Regions from separate parts of the Homo sapiens genome. Here all the other regions are linked to region 5. The links are chromatin contacts, found by Hi-C or POLR2A ChIA-PET in ENCODE. All regions are on one chromosome and are shown on one strand. Each heading gives the region's core, a stretch centred on a gene start or an enhancer-like site at or near the end of the contact. The rest is flanking DNA. Distances are from core to core; before and after follow the strand shown.

Evidence for each region. A loop is a pair of places that touch in the nucleus more often than their neighbours do. ChIA-PET counts read pairs that join two places held with the same protein, here RNA polymerase II (POLR2A). Pooled maps may share reads with other maps.
Region 1: a loop to region 5 is called in a map of naive thymus-derived CD4-positive, alpha-beta T cell, with 2.6 times the contacts of the local background. The contact joins the promoter of RPL10A here to the promoter of FKBP5 in region 5. A Hi-C loop is called at or near these places in 1 of 168 maps with a recorded cell type or tissue (naive thymus-derived CD4-positive, alpha-beta T cell) and 13 of 50 pooled maps. POLR2A ChIA-PET finds 5 or more read pairs at or near these places in 5 of 52 experiments (A673, H1, HEK293 and 2 more).
Region 2: a loop to region 5 is called in a pooled map, with 8 times the contacts of the local background. The contact joins the promoter of SRPK1 here to the promoter of FKBP5 in region 5. A Hi-C loop is called at or near these places in 3 of 37 single-sample maps with no recorded cell type and 8 of 50 pooled maps. POLR2A ChIA-PET finds 5 or more read pairs at or near these places in 2 of 52 experiments (GM12878 and T-cell).
Region 3: a loop to region 5 is called in a map of CD8-positive, alpha-beta T cell, with 10 times the contacts of the local background. The contact joins the promoter of FANCE here to the promoter of FKBP5 in region 5. A Hi-C loop is called at or near these places in 2 of 168 maps with a recorded cell type or tissue (CD8-positive, alpha-beta T cell and naive thymus-derived CD4-positive, alpha-beta T cell) and 12 of 50 pooled maps. POLR2A ChIA-PET finds 5 or more read pairs at or near these places in 1 of 52 experiments (MCF 10A).
Region 4: POLR2A ChIA-PET joins it to region 5 with 10 read pairs in OCI-LY7. The contact joins the promoter of LINC03135 here to the promoter of FKBP5 in region 5. POLR2A ChIA-PET finds 5 or more read pairs at or near these places in 3 of 52 experiments (A673, K562 and OCI-LY7).

What each region holds. Positions count from the first base shown.
Region 1 is chr6:35,467,037-35,469,736 of GRCh38, forward strand. RPL10A (ribosomal protein L10a) reads left to right here and starts at 1,365. Exons shown (of 6, transcript NM_007104.5): 1 at 1,365-1,403; 2 at 1,763-1,837; 3 at 1,911-1,991; 4 at 2,345-2,493. The coding sequence starts at 1,399. FANCE (FA complementation group E) reads left to right here. Exons shown (of 10, transcript NM_021922.3): 10 at 1-66. RefSeq lists enhancers at 805-854, 1,131-1,687, 1,865-1,934, 1,995-2,094.
Region 2 is chr6:35,919,679-35,922,378 of GRCh38, forward strand. It overlaps SRPK1 (SRSF protein kinase 1), which reads right to left and starts at 1,420. Exons shown (of 16, transcript NM_003137.5): 1 at 1,366-1,420; 2 at 790-850. The coding sequence starts at 1,378. RefSeq lists silencers at 1,083-1,672, 1,703-1,762.
Region 3 is chr6:35,451,067-35,453,781 of GRCh38, forward strand. FANCE (FA complementation group E) reads left to right here and starts at 1,272. Exons shown (of 10, transcript NM_021922.3): 1 at 1,272-1,727. The coding sequence starts at 1,480. RefSeq lists a silencer at 923-1,822.
Region 4 is chr6:35,542,338-35,545,037 of GRCh38, forward strand. It overlaps LINC03135 (long intergenic non-protein coding RNA 3135), which reads left to right and starts at 1,307. Exons shown (of 3, transcript NR_187689.1): 1 at 1,307-1,421; 2 at 2,531-2,596.
Region 5 is chr6:35,687,532-35,690,363 of GRCh38, forward strand. FKBP5 (FKBP prolyl isomerase 5) reads right to left here and starts at 1,384. Exons shown (of 11, transcript NM_004117.4): 1 at 1,273-1,384. RefSeq lists enhancers at 324-393, 414-503 and a silencer at 764-1,613.

The DNA.
Region 1 (2,700 bases), core at 115-2,614, 220 kb before region 5:
CTTCTGTGTTTTTGTTTCTGACTTGAATAATTTATCAATGGTGTTGAATAAAAGCAAGTTCAATAATGTCTTTTTCTTTTTTTTTTTTCGAGTCTGAGTCTCGCACTGTCGCCCAGGCTGGAATGCAATGGCATGATCTCGGCTCACTGCAACCTCTGCCTCCCCAGTTCAAGCGATTCTCCTGCCTCAGCCTCTTGAGTAGCTGGGATTACAGGCGCATGCCACCATGACCCGCTCATTTTTGTATTTTTAGTAGAGACGAGGCTGGTCTCAAACTCCTGACCTCAGGTGATCCGCCTGCCTCCCAAAGTGCTGGGATTACAGGCGTGAGCCACCACGCCTGGCCAATGTCTTATTAGAAGCAGTACCTTCCTTCCCATGAATTCTGGGTATTGAGCCCATCCGCACCCCCTCCACTTCCCTGCTCAATGACAAGGAACATCTTTTTCCTGGTGAGGGGAAGGGTGTAGGGTATCTTATTCACCCTCTGAGGGCCAAATAATGTGTAATACCACCCACCCCATCCTATAGGAGCTGCCCCCACCAGGCAGGGGGGTAGGTGAGAATGGGCATCTTAAAGGTGGGAGTGACTCAGTCTGGAGTTCGGGAAGGGTTTTGGGCAGATGAATCCGAGGAGAGATCTGAAGGGCTCTGGGGGTTACTGTGGCTAAGAGGATGAGACCCATTGGACAGAGGAAAGAGCAGAGAAGACACCTTATGGGTGTGCAGTGCTGTGTGCCTGTTTTACATCCTTGTATTCCTGTAGCACCTGGCTAGACGCCTTATTCATAGCAGTCACACTTAAAACGTAGATGTTATCAAATTAACTATCAAGTGAAAGTTCACTTAAGGACTTTCCCAGCTCTTCCCCTCTGCAGGCGTTGAAAGGACAGGAACAGAACTTTCCGGACACTTCCCTTACCACGAGTCCACGTTAGAGCAAGGTGCTGAGGGAGGGAGGTCGGGCCAGGCTTCCTTTTGAGAACATAAGCTGGTGCGGAGGGCGCGAGGGGAGAGGGGTTTGAGGGACAAGCGTGCCGGAATCCACGCTGTCAGTGAACATCACTGGGCTGTACCAGTACGTGTGACTACCGAAGCTCGAGCCCCGAACCCAGCCGCTTCCCTAGGGGTCCAGCAGCAGCGGGCGCGAATCGGCACATTACCGGGGGACCGCGGGGCGCTCAGGACTGCGACAACTCTGTGGGTTACCGCGCCGGCCTAGCGGCCCAGCGACGCCCCCCAGCGGCCAGAGAAGGCCGCGCTTCTCGGGGTTGGCCCACCCAACCGCTCTGCGGGTAGGACCGAGGAGCAAAGCATTATCGCGAGATCAGGGCCACTATTTGAGCGCATGCGCAAGACATGCTAGTCTCTTTTCCGGTTAGCGCGGCGTGAGAAGCCATGAGGTGAGTTGGTCCTGAAAGCCCTATCCGCGTTCATCCGCGCCTTCAGGTGCCCCGCCGAGGGTTCGGATCCTGTAGGCCGCGCCGCGGACCCTTGCGCCACCTGCGCCGCGGGGCATTTCTCAAGGCGGGTCGGCCTGCGGGTCGCCCTTCCTACCAGGTCCGATCACTGAGAGCCTCCCTCTTCCACCGGGGCTTGGGTCTGGGTCTGAGCTCCCGTCGCTCTACTTGGTGTCCGGAATCTACGGGGGAGTCCGCCGTGGGCCGCCCGCCCGTCTCGAAGCCTAGACCTCGGAGGCTTCCAGGCAGTCCGAGCGTGTGGACTCCGCGGCCCTGAGCGCCCTGTCGCTTCTCTCCCGCAGCAGCAAAGTCTCTCGCGACACCCTGTACGAGGCGGTGCGGGAAGTCCTGCACGGGAACCAGCGCAAGCGCCGCAAGTGAGTGCCGACCCTGGGGCACGGCGCGGGTGGCGAGGGCCGGCGGGTGCTTAACCCCCCTCCTCTCTCGAAGGTTCCTGGAGACGGTGGAGTTGCAGATCAGCTTGAAGAACTATGATCCCCAGAAGGACAAGCGCTTCTCGGGCACCGTCAGGTTGGCACCGTTCTGATCCCACCCAGCCCTCAGTGCCCCCGTGCTTGCCCCTCCCCTGCAGGCTCCCGCTGAGCCGGAGGCGGGCACGTCGGTACTGATGTGCTAGGGTAGTTCAGACCCCCTGCTCCGGGCAGGCGCGGCTGGACGGACCCCCACCCTGGGTCTTAAAACATGAGGGGAGGCGTGGGTAGGCCTCGGCCGAGCCCGCCGGCCAGCCTGAGAAGCCAGGCTGGCTGCTGGTGAATGTGAACGCTCCGGGTAAGGCTCGGTGGCTGCTGCGGTCCCAGACCCTTCACCGGCCCTTGGGACCCAGGGCTAGGCGTAACCTGTTGGTGCTGTCCCCCAAAACGCAGGCTTAAGTCCACTCCCCGCCCTAAGTTCTCTGTGTGTGTCCTGGGGGACCAGCAGCACTGTGACGAGGCTAAGGCCGTGGATATCCCCCACATGGACATCGAGGCGCTGAAAAAACTCAACAAGAATAAAAAACTGGTCAAGAAGCTGGGTGAGTCCGGCCGCTGTGGTTTTGCATGTGAGATGTGTGGTGGGGGCGGTAGAAAGGCTTTTCTGCCATTTTCGATTTTTAAATGATGAGGGGCCTAGAATAGCAAAGGATCGGCGGTGGTTGCCTAGCTTGCCTGAGTGCTGTTTTAGCTTTGGGGTGGTTTGATGTTTGTATTGCTATGAGGATTCCAGTTGATGAGGGAGGCCA
Region 2 (2,700 bases), core at 170-2,669, 230 kb after region 5:
CTGTGACCAACTTTTGAACTTGCCACGATAGCACTAAACTACTGTTATGCATCCTACTGATAAAACTGGACATGTGGCGCTTAATACGCCAAACCAGAATCATCAATGTTTGTTAAAGAACTCTCCCGTTACTATTGTGATGTCCACTCCGGAAGATTATCTGCATCTGGTTGAGGTTTAGACAGAAGAGAAGCAGTTAACAGACACCGACTGTATACACAGCGGTCTGCCGGCACACTGCAAAAAAGCCGATACGCCTTACAGGCTCAGGAAGTTGACTAACCCAGGGAAAAGCCCCATGCCCTCCTCTATGAAAGGGAGTGTGTGGTTGGTAGAACCCAAAGTAAACACGGAAAAATTCATTCAAGAATTTCCTTAAGGCCTACCGTGAAGACGTCGGAGGCAAGTTAAGACGTTGGGGAGCAGGTAAGAGAGACCAGAGTTCAGAAACAGACCGATAATGATCTACCAGCTCCGGTGGGGAGGTCCAAGCTAGGGGAGTTTGTGCCTCCTCTGTGGAGTTGGGGAGGAAAGGTACCGGGCGGGCTCTGGTCCTCCTCCGACAGCCCTTTCCAGCAGGCCCGGGGCTGCTAAGACCCAGGCCTGGCGTTGAGCAACAGCAGCTCTCTTCCACATGGTTGCTGGAGAGCGACCCTCCGAGCTGCCCCGAGGCCATGTGGCTGCAGCCACAGGGTGCCCAAACCCGGTGCACGTTCAAGACGTGAAACCAGAGCAGAGAAGGTGCCGGAGGAAAATCCAAAGAATGGGATGTTGGGGTACAAGACTCACTTCCTTTGGGCTTTGTCCTTCTTGGCCTTGGTCCTTTTCTTTCGGGCCTGGAGCGCAAGCACTGCAGGAGAGAGGGATGGATGAAGGGCGAATGTGGAGGAAAGGAGGCGACCAAGGTGAGGGTGGAGACCCAGCAGGGGCGCCAGGCCCGGCTGCGGGGCCTGCCTCGGGGGCGGCTGCGGGCTCCGGCGAGGCGGCCGGCCGTGGGGCTGGCGGCCCACGGGGCGCAGAGCAGCGCCCGGGCGGGATGCGCCGGAGGGGTCTCAGGCCGGGTCAGGGGGCGGGCGGGTGGGGGTCTGCGTCGCCCGCCAAGGGCCGGGCCCTGGAGTGGCCCCAAGGCGCGAGCCGGCCTGGCGGGGAACAAGGGGCGGCTACGGCCGGCGCCAGAGGACGCCCGGACTGAGGGGCGCGGACCCGCAGCCCAGAGGCAGGGGGTGTGGGGCGGCGCCACCTCAGTGGAGGGGCGCCGCACGTCCGGGAACCGAACCGCGGCAGTTAAGCGAAGCTCCCGGCGCTGACCCGGGCCTCGCCCCGGCGACCATTGCCCCTCGTGGCGGAGGCCGCTCCACCGCTCACCTTTCCGCTCCATGGTGAGACCGGTAATCGCCAGGCGCCTGCGCACTCGAGTGGCGGCGACTCCCGCTCCCGCCGCGGCCCAAAACCGAGCCCGCTCACACTCCGCCCTCAGTCCCGCCCCACCCCCGCCCCACGATGCCGCGCGCTTGCGCGTTGGGCGCGGAGCCTACCACCTGCTCCCGAGGAGGGGGCGGCAAGGAGAGGGAGGGGGCGCAGCGGGGAGGAACGCCGGGGTGAACGTTGAAGGAGTGTTAGAGATCCAAGCTTGGAAACCTGGCAAGGTTAGTTTTGTTCTATTTGTTTAGAAAAGGCGCAGAGAGCGGCAGGGCTCTCTGCATGCTGCTGAGTCAGAGCTTCGGAGGCAACTGGGATCTGCCTCAGTTTCCTGGCCTGTAAAATGGATTAATCAGGCATGTCCCAGTTTCTCCTTCCCTGAGCTATTGTGAGCCCAGTTGAGATACTATTTAAAGAAAATGGAAAAAAATTACATGTGAGAAAGAAAAGGGAGTGGGAGCAACACAAAAAGACTGGAAGGAAAGAACCTGTGACCCTATTATCACTTGAAAAGTAAAAACTTCAAAAGTGAATTTTCTCTTGAAATTTCAAGTTTAAGTGAAAGCTGTAAAGGAAAGAAGGGGAAATGAGAATAAAAACGTTTAATGTTTTCTTATTCTACCACCTTCAATACATGATAAAGCTGTCTTGTTTATAAGTTTTTTTTGTTTTTATTTTCTAAGTGCATTATCTCATTTGATGTTTATGGCAACTTAAAGGCAAAATAGTTATTACTTCCATTACACAAAGACACTAAACTTAAGAGGGCCTGCCTATATGTTCAGAATCTTGGTGTACGACCCAGTTATTTAATCATGAAGCCCTTATTGTATAGCAGGCTCAGCAAAGTTTTTCTTTGGGCCGTACAGTAAATATTTAGGCTTTGTGGACCATAAGATCTCTTTCTCAGCTACTCAACTCTGCCATTGGAGCTCAAAAGCAGTCATAGAAAATATGGGCTGTGTTCCTATAAAGATTTATGTATGGACACTGAAATTTGAATTTCATATAATTTTCACGTCATAAAATGTTCTTCTATTGATTTAAACATGGTCTTTGTTAGGTTTTGAAGGGAAGGTGAGGGTTAAAGAAAGACAGAGAGAGCAGTCTTGCTCTGCTGCCTAGGCCGGAGTACAGTGGCATGATCTCGGCTCACTGCAGCCTGGACATCCAGGGCTCAAGTGATCCTCCCACCTCAGCCTCCCAAGGTGCTGGAATTACAGGTGTGAGCCACTGAGCCAGGCCCTTTTGATCTTTTTTCAACCGTTTCAACGGTTATTC
Region 3 (2,715 bases), core at 22-2,521, 240 kb before region 5:
AGTCTTTCCCGACATCTCCCTTGAAATCATTTTGGCTCAAATGGAGATCAGATCAAGCTCAAGATACTCCCATGGCTTTCCATACTATTCAGAGTGAAAGCCCAACTCCTTTCTGTGACCTCAGGCCTCTTAAGATCTGACCTGGTTCCCACTCTGATCTCAACTCCTATTACTATCCAGCAAGTGCCCTCCGTTCCAGCCATGCTTTTGCCCCAGAGCCCCCCCGCCCTCCACAGGGAGGACTGAAATGGTCTTCTCACAGACTTCTATCTGGCTTGCCAACCTCATCTTCACATTCATCTTGCCTGACCACCCTATTTAAAAGCACTTCGTGCTGTGTGTCGGTGTTATGTTCTTTTTGAACACATCACAAACATTGTTTAATTAGCTTTCCGTCTCTCCCCAGTTGTGTGACAATGAGGGCCAGGATCTTTGTTTTGTTCCCAGTATCCCCAGTCCCTAGGTGCTCAGTAAACATTTCCTGAATGAAGGGCTGTGTGTGGCAGCAGAGCTGGGACAGGAAATACAAGCTAGCCCCCAAAGCAAGGTTTAGGAGGCACTGTGGGGCTCTTCTCGCTTATTTCCTACGCTTTGCAGTGATCCCACCCTTGGCTGGAAGCCAAGTTCTCCAGCGGACTTCCTTAAACTGAACCCTAGGAAGTGGAGCCACACCTGGCCCCCTATAAACGACCCAGAGCAAGGTTACTGCTTGGTCTTTGGGAGGAAGTTCAGAAGAAAGTCTTTGGCCGTATTAATAGTGTTAGGTTTTACTGTGACCATGTCATTCTCAGGGATGTTTGTATATCAAATACTATTTCTGGAGAGGACTGAAACCCAAATGATAGCACTTTTGGCCTGTGGAAGAGATGAAGCTAAGTGGGGTGGTAAATTGTGGTCAAATTCTATGGTGAAGTCCATGACAAGCAACATGCCGTCAGCGTAAATACAGCGCGGGTCCTCTAGCACAACAGAACCCCTGACATCCACTCCATTCCACTACTTTGGGGAGTGATGAAGAAAGGGAGAGGGTTGGGGTCGTCAGCGGCGGATCCACCCCTCCATCAACCCCCGCCCCCGCCCCGCTCCAGGCTCCCTGGCCCGACACCGCCCACAAACTAACCACTTGTTTTGTCCACGCCCCCTCCCATGGGCACGCCCCAGGCCTTGGCCCCGCCCACCTACTCCGGCTGGACTTGTGCCCGGCCCTGCCCCTTGCGACCGGCCCTCGCGCCGGCCTCACGTTCAGGCTCCGCCCCCGGCCGCGCCTCCCTCCTTCCCTTTCCGACAGCGCGGGAACGGCTGCGGCTTCGGGCGGCCGGGTTTCTCCGGTCTCCCAACGCCGAGGAGAGCTTGTAACAGGCGCTGGAGCTGGCCCGCCACCGCCGCGTCAGGGACGGCGCTGGAGTCCTCCGTTCCCCTCAGCCTCTGAGCTGAGGCCCCACACCAGAGTAGGGGGCGGCGCGGCACCCGTGCCCCGGCATGGCGACACCGGACGCGGGGCTCCCTGGGGCTGAGGGCGTGGAGCCGGCGCCCTGGGCGCAGCTGGAGGCCCCCGCCCGCCTCCTGCTGCAGGCGCTGCAGGCGGGGCCTGAGGGGGCGCGGCGCGGCCTGGGGGTGCTCCGGGCGCTGGGCAGCCGCGGCTGGGAGCCCTTCGACTGGGGTCGCTTGCTCGAGGCCCTGTGCCGGGAGGAGCCGGTCGTGCAGGGGCCTGACGGCCGTCTGGAGCTGTAAGTCCTCGCCCGCGGCCCCTTAGCAGGTATGGGAGGCGGGGGGCTGTCGGGGGAACGACACACACAGAGGTGAAATAAGCCCCTTCAGCGACGGCCTGCCGCGCACCCTATGAGCAGGGGCACCCTTCACTGAGCACTTGCTGTGTGCGGGACATCGAGGATCCGGGAACTCGAGGCACACGCCTTCTGTTCGCTGTAAGGTATAGTGATGATAAGTGGAGGCAAATCACTTTTGATCGCGTACTTCCATCTCTAAAAAACTGGACTCGTACGTCCAGTGTAAGTATACTTATGTATAAAGTGTACACATGTGTTAAAATACGTACATTTTAAAGTACAAAAATAGATACTTAAAACGTGATGGTGGAATACGTATCCGCTATCCTGGTGGCTGTATGCTCTGCTTTTCAAAGCATAACGTTCACTTTAAGGCAAGATTGCTTTCTCTAAGAATGGTAACTGTGAATCCATATTTTAGTGTTCTTGATAATTTCTGGCTCTTGGATGACATTGAACTTTTTTTTTAACCTCTCTGTGGCTGACGAAGGATTCCTACTAGGAGCAGAGGTGTCGGCCCTGCCATTTTATTTGGTTGTGTTTCTGTTATTGATATTATCTCCAATTTTTTGGCAGGCATTCTTTTAAGCCACGTGCTTATTTGTGAGGACAACTTTTGCTTAAAAAAAAAAGAGTACAGTATCTACAGATGCACTTAACTAGCAAAGTTAACTAAAACACACAGAAAAATGAGTGGGTGAGGTGCCATGTTCAGCTCCTAGTGGGGCCAGCCTTCCACTCCTCTTGGATACCCCTCCCCCATAATTTATGCTGGAAACCATCCAGATGCTAAATATTTCTAATGCTTAATTTCTTATGTTTTAGATAAATAGGGGAAAATGGGAGTTCCAATATTTTCTTCCTACACTCCACTTTGAATTTCTTTCAGGAGATGGGTCAGGAGAACTTGTCTGAATCCCCAAATTGG
Region 4 (2,700 bases), core at 57-2,556, 150 kb before region 5:
GCAGAGCCCCTCCTCTGCTGATGCAGTATTTAAGGGTCTCTGTGGCAAGGTTCTACACTCCTTCTCCACTGCCATGGTGGCCAAATGCTTTGTGTGTGATGTCTGCTCTTGTCCAGCTCACACCTCACCACTCAGTTTGCATTCGAAATGGCCTCTTTTTCAAGTACAGTGTTTCTTTTTTTATTTTTATTTTTTAATTATTTATTTATTTTTTTTGAGACAGAGTCTCACACTGGCTCCCAGGCTGGAGTGCAGTGGCGCGATCTCAGCTCACTGCAACTTCTGCCTTTTGGGTTCAAGCGATTCTCCTGCCTCAGCCTCCCGAGTAGCTGGGATTATAGGCACCTGCCACCATGCCTGGCTAATTTTTGTATTCTTAGTAGAGATGGGGTTTCACCATGTTGGCCAGGCTGGTCTATGAACTCCCGACCTCAGGTGATCTGCCTGCCTCGGCCTCCCAAAGTGCTGGGATTACAGGCGTGAGCCACCGCGCCCGGCCAGCATAATGTTTTTAAAGATTTATCCTTGTTGTCTATATAGGAGCATTTTGTATTGCTGAGTGGTATTCCACTGGGGGGATATGCCTCAGTTTGGTTATCCATTCTCCTGTTGATGGACATTTGAGTTTTTTTCAAGTACAACTTTATTATTATTTTTATTTTTATTTGAGACAGAGTCTTGCCCTGTTGCCCAGGCTGGAGTGCAGTGGCATGATCTCGGCTCACTGCAACCTCTGCCTCCCGGGTTCAAGTGATTCTCCTGCCTCAGCCTCCCCAGTAGCTAGGATGACAGGTGCCCACCACCACACCCAGCTAATTTTTATATTTTTAGTAGAGATGGGGGTTTCACCATGTTGGCCAGGCTGGTCTTGAACCCCCGATCTCAAGTGATCCACCCGCCTTGGCCTCCCAAAGTGCTGGGATTACAGGCATGAGCCAGTGTGCCAGGCCATTTTTAATTTTTGTGTAGAGATGGGGTCTTGTTATGTTGACCAGGCTGGTCTGGAACACCTGGCCTCAAGCAATCCTCCCATCTCAGCCTCCCAAAGCGCTAGGATTACAGGTGTCTGCCACTACATCTGGCCAGCTTAAGTACAACATTTATTAACCAGTATTGTGTTCTTGAGTGATTGTTTTTTTCCTCCCTCTCCACTTTATTTCTTCCAGCTTCATCCTGGTTGCCTGTTAGAATCACCTGGGGAGCTTTTAAAATCCCAGTGATCAAGTGCCCCTCAGACCTCTTAGCCGAGGAATTCTGGGGGCGGGGCCCAGCATCAGTGTTTTTTCAAGCCCTTCCAGGTGACTTCAATGCACAGGCAGCGAGAACTCCTGCATGAAGGCTTCTGGAGAAGTAGGAAGGCTTAGAATGTCGCTCACTCATCTTTCACTTCCTGTAGCAACTGTTTCGTGCTCTTAAGTCTGGTATGTTTTGTTTTCTTGAATTTTAAGGTGTTCAGACTTAATCTTCTCTCGGCTTGGTTTTGGGGTTCATTAAGCGTTTCTCTTTTCCTTCCTAAAGCTTTACTAAATTTCTTATTATAATCTTTTCATGAAGTACTGGCTTTCCATGTCTTCTTTTTTTTTTTTTTTGGAGACAGGGTCTCACTCTGTCGCCCAGGCTGGAATGCAGTGGCGTGATCTTGGCTCACTGCAGCTTCCGCCTCCCGGGTTGGTTCAAGTGATTCTCGTGCCTCAGCCTCCGAGTAGCTGGGATTACAGGTGTGCGCCAGAAGACCCAGCTAATTTTTGTATTTTTAGTAGAGATGGGATTTTGCCATGTTGGCCAGGCTGGTCTCAAACTCCTGACCTCAAGTGATCCACCCACCTCGGCCTCCCAAAGTTCTGGGATTACAGGCGTGAGCCACTGAGCCATGCCTTCTTTACATTCTTTTCTTCCTCGGTTCCCCCAAATCAGGGGCAGATTTTCTCTCATGTTTGCTTCATATCCTTCTGATTGTAGGTAAAACAACCTCTTTGATAAATTCTCCCTCTGTAGCTTGATTTCTTCAAAATATATCATAACTTTTGCTCTTCTGCTAATAAAATGACATCTTTTACATAATTTATTTTTTAAAACATTTCTGCAGAGCCTGATGTTGAATCACTTCAGATCTTTTACTCTTTGTGGAAAAGAATGGTCCCCAAGAAGAAAATGGCAAATGCACCAATTCTCATTAGAGGCTCCCAAGGTGCCCCAGGAAAACCAGGGATTCCGAATCCAAAACAACTGCACTCTGGTTGGCTGGCAGATGGGCACCTCTTCTGTGTTGTTTCCCAGCCCTGTTCTCAAACACTGATGCCTTTCAGCTCGTGTGCAAACCACAAGCTTCTCCTGACAGGTGGAATTTCCTCAGGACTGTCCGTCTCAGGTCTTGTTCCGCCTTCTCTGGTGGCGTCCTGTCATTTCTCTTCTGGGCCCTGACCCTTGTGCTCTTATTCATGGTTGTTCAGTTCCAGTGTCCTCCGGATGTTGTTGCTTGCTCCTGCGTGGGTCTCAGGGCTGGCCAGTGACAACCTTTTCTCCCCTGCAGGTGCGTCCATGTCTGTCTGCACCTGGATGGCATCGCCTCTCCATCTCGAGGACGCCATCTGGAGGGGTGAGTTCCAGGGTCAGGGAAGGAGGGCAGGAGGGTGGAGGAGGACTGGGTAGCCTGGAGCAGGGGCCCAGGACCATGTTTAAGAGCTGGGGAGGAGGAGAGTG
Region 5 (2,832 bases), core at 134-2,633:
TTAAAAATACTTAACCAAAATATGCTTTAACTTTTCCCTTGTCCACAATCTAACAAAATGGGAAGACAATGAAAATAAACACTCCTGTCTACACTCAGAGAGGCAAAGAAAGCTCCCATTCAGTAGTAAGCCTTATTCCACTGGAAAACATACTCCTGAAAAGTAAATCCAAAACCACGAGCTCAAACTGCTTCATGCAGAATTTACTGAACGGCGGCCAAACGCTGAACACACTGTCCTGAACCACACTGAAGGGTATCTACAATTCTGCATCTCCGCTTACAACTTGAAACTTACTACGCTTTCGCCACCACTGCAGAACCCGATTTTAGAGACTACGATGGTCCTGCCGGTTCGTTAATCGAAGAAAGCCACTCTGCACCCTGACGCTCGTAGTGTCTTTTTGGTAATACTGGTTTTTGACTCTTATACTGTGACCGGTGCACCTTTTTGGACGACCAATAAGGCGGAAGACGTTTTCACGTCCCAGAACAGAAGAGCATAAGGAGCCCTGGCACAGCGTTCAGCCGCTTCGGTATGGCCTGGGAGTGACGCGGATCACCTGTTAGACGGCGCTGCGCGGACTCCTCCACAAGCGGCCGACAGCGGCGATGCGGTTCCCCAACGCTTGTCCCGAGGCGGCAGGTGAAGGCGGGGACCGCCCGTCCACACCCGGAGCGCGGCCACCCCGCCACCATCCCCTTCACAGCCCCGCCAGGTGGGCGAATCCGCCCCGCGCCCGCGGCGTCCCGGCGCTCGGCTCGCCCTGGGGTCCGGTTGTCCCGGCGCCCGGACCCGAAAGCGAAGTTTGGCTCCCGCCCGCAGCGGTGCCGGCTGAGGGTCCGGCCGCCTGTCCGGGGAGAGCCGGGGGCCAGAGACCGGAGGCGGAGCGGGACCTGTCATCCCGGGCGGGAAACAAAAGCCCAGTGAGGACGGGCGGGCGCGACCCGCCTCGCCTCTGCCGGGAGAGGCCGGCGGGGGCGGAGAGCGGCGCCCGCGGTCACTAGTCTCCGCGCCTCCCGCGGGGAGCACCGGCCCCGCGGCCCCTGGGGCGCGGCGAGGGGCGCCGCAGTGGGGCCGAGGCCTCCCGCGCGCTCCCCTCGAGGCTTCCGGACCCCGCTCCCCCGCGACACGCGGCTCCTGGGCTGCGAAGCCGCGTGGGGGTGGGAGCTGAGGCAGCGAGTGCGACCGCGGCGGGACCTGGAAGGAGGGCGTTCGGCTCCCGGGGCGCCGCGGCCGGCCGCCCCATCTCCGTGGCCATGGCGCCGGTACCTGTCGCCGCGGGGGCTCGCCGACTCCGTCACTCTCCGCCTTGCCCGTGCTCCGCTAACCCTTCAGCCCGCCCAGCAGGCCGCCCGCGCGCCGGACACCGCCGCCCGAGACTGGCAGCGCCCGCGAGCCGGCCCGAATCCCCGGGGCAGCGCCCGGCGCCGTCCCGCCCCAGCCGGCCGCAGGACCCGCCTTCCATAGGGCCCCGGGGCTGTCAGTCCGCCCCCAAAAGGCGCGCGGGCTGTCGATCCGCCTGTCCGGATTGGTGGCCGCGCGCCGTCCATGCAAATGAGGCCCCGCCCCCATCATTTGCTCCTCCACCTCCCCACGCCAGCCCACGTGTCTGGCCCTTGCCCTTTGTGGGGGCCATAGAGAAGGGATGGTGGAAACTGACACCCCCTCACATCTCTTACCTCCCGAGAAATTAATGCCTAAGCAAGCTAGTTGACTTCCCATCTGTATCGTCTCTCTGAAGGCACTGCCCCTCCTATCTGTCCACAGGGCCTACCTAGAGGCCGGAGAGGGGCAGGCCAGGCTGTTTGTTAGGTCAGCTGGCCAGGTTAGCCCTAGGAAGCAACCCCATTAAGTCTAAGATGCCCAGTCGGGACTGGGGAAATCCCACCTCGAGAACCAATTTAGCAGATATCACCTCCCTCTGGACACCCAGTGACTGTAAAGACCATACTTTCTCTTGGCTTGCTACCTTTCAAGCAGGAGATCCCAGGAGATTAAAACAGGAAGAGGCCTTACGGCTGAGTTCGGCCAGGTGGGGTGGCTCACGCCTGTAATCCCAGCACTTTGGAAGGCCGAGGTGGGCGGACCACGAGGTCAAGAGATCGAGACCATCCTAGCCAACATGGTGAAACCCCGTCTCTACTAAAAATACAAAAATTAGCTGGGCTTGGTGGCGCGCGCCGTCCCAGCTACTCGGGAGGCTGAGGTAGGAGAATCGCTTGAACCTGGGAGGCAGAGGTTGTAGTGAGTCGAGATCACGCCACTGCACTCCAGCCTGGTGACAGAGCAAGACTCCATCTCAAAACAAAAACAAAAACAAAACGGCTGAGTTCTTCCGCCAACTCCGAAAGGTAGACTGCCAACCAGATGGCTACCTCTGAGTTACTCCCATAGAGATGCAGGAGCTGCACCTGGGCCTTAGGGAATCTCTAATCAACTCTCTCATTTTTAAGGAAACAGAAACCTGATGTCCCATAGCTAGTTACACGTGGGACCTAATAGTTACCTATGGAAACCTAATATCCCATAGCCAGATTAGAACTCATGTCTCCTGGCTCCAAACCTGCTCTCTTTGCACTATACTGCATTCAAACATTTATGAAGAGCCTCGTCCAGAAATCGCCATGCTGCCTTCAAGAGATGATGCCTGGGCGCCGGGCGCGGTGGCTTACGCCTGTAATCCCAGCACTTTGGGAGGCCGAGATGGGCGGATCACCTGAGGTCGGGAGTTCGAGACGAGCCTGACCAACATGGAGAAACCCCGTCTCTACTAAAAATAATTTTAAAAAATTAGCCGGGCATGGTGGCGCATGCCTGTAATCCCAGCTA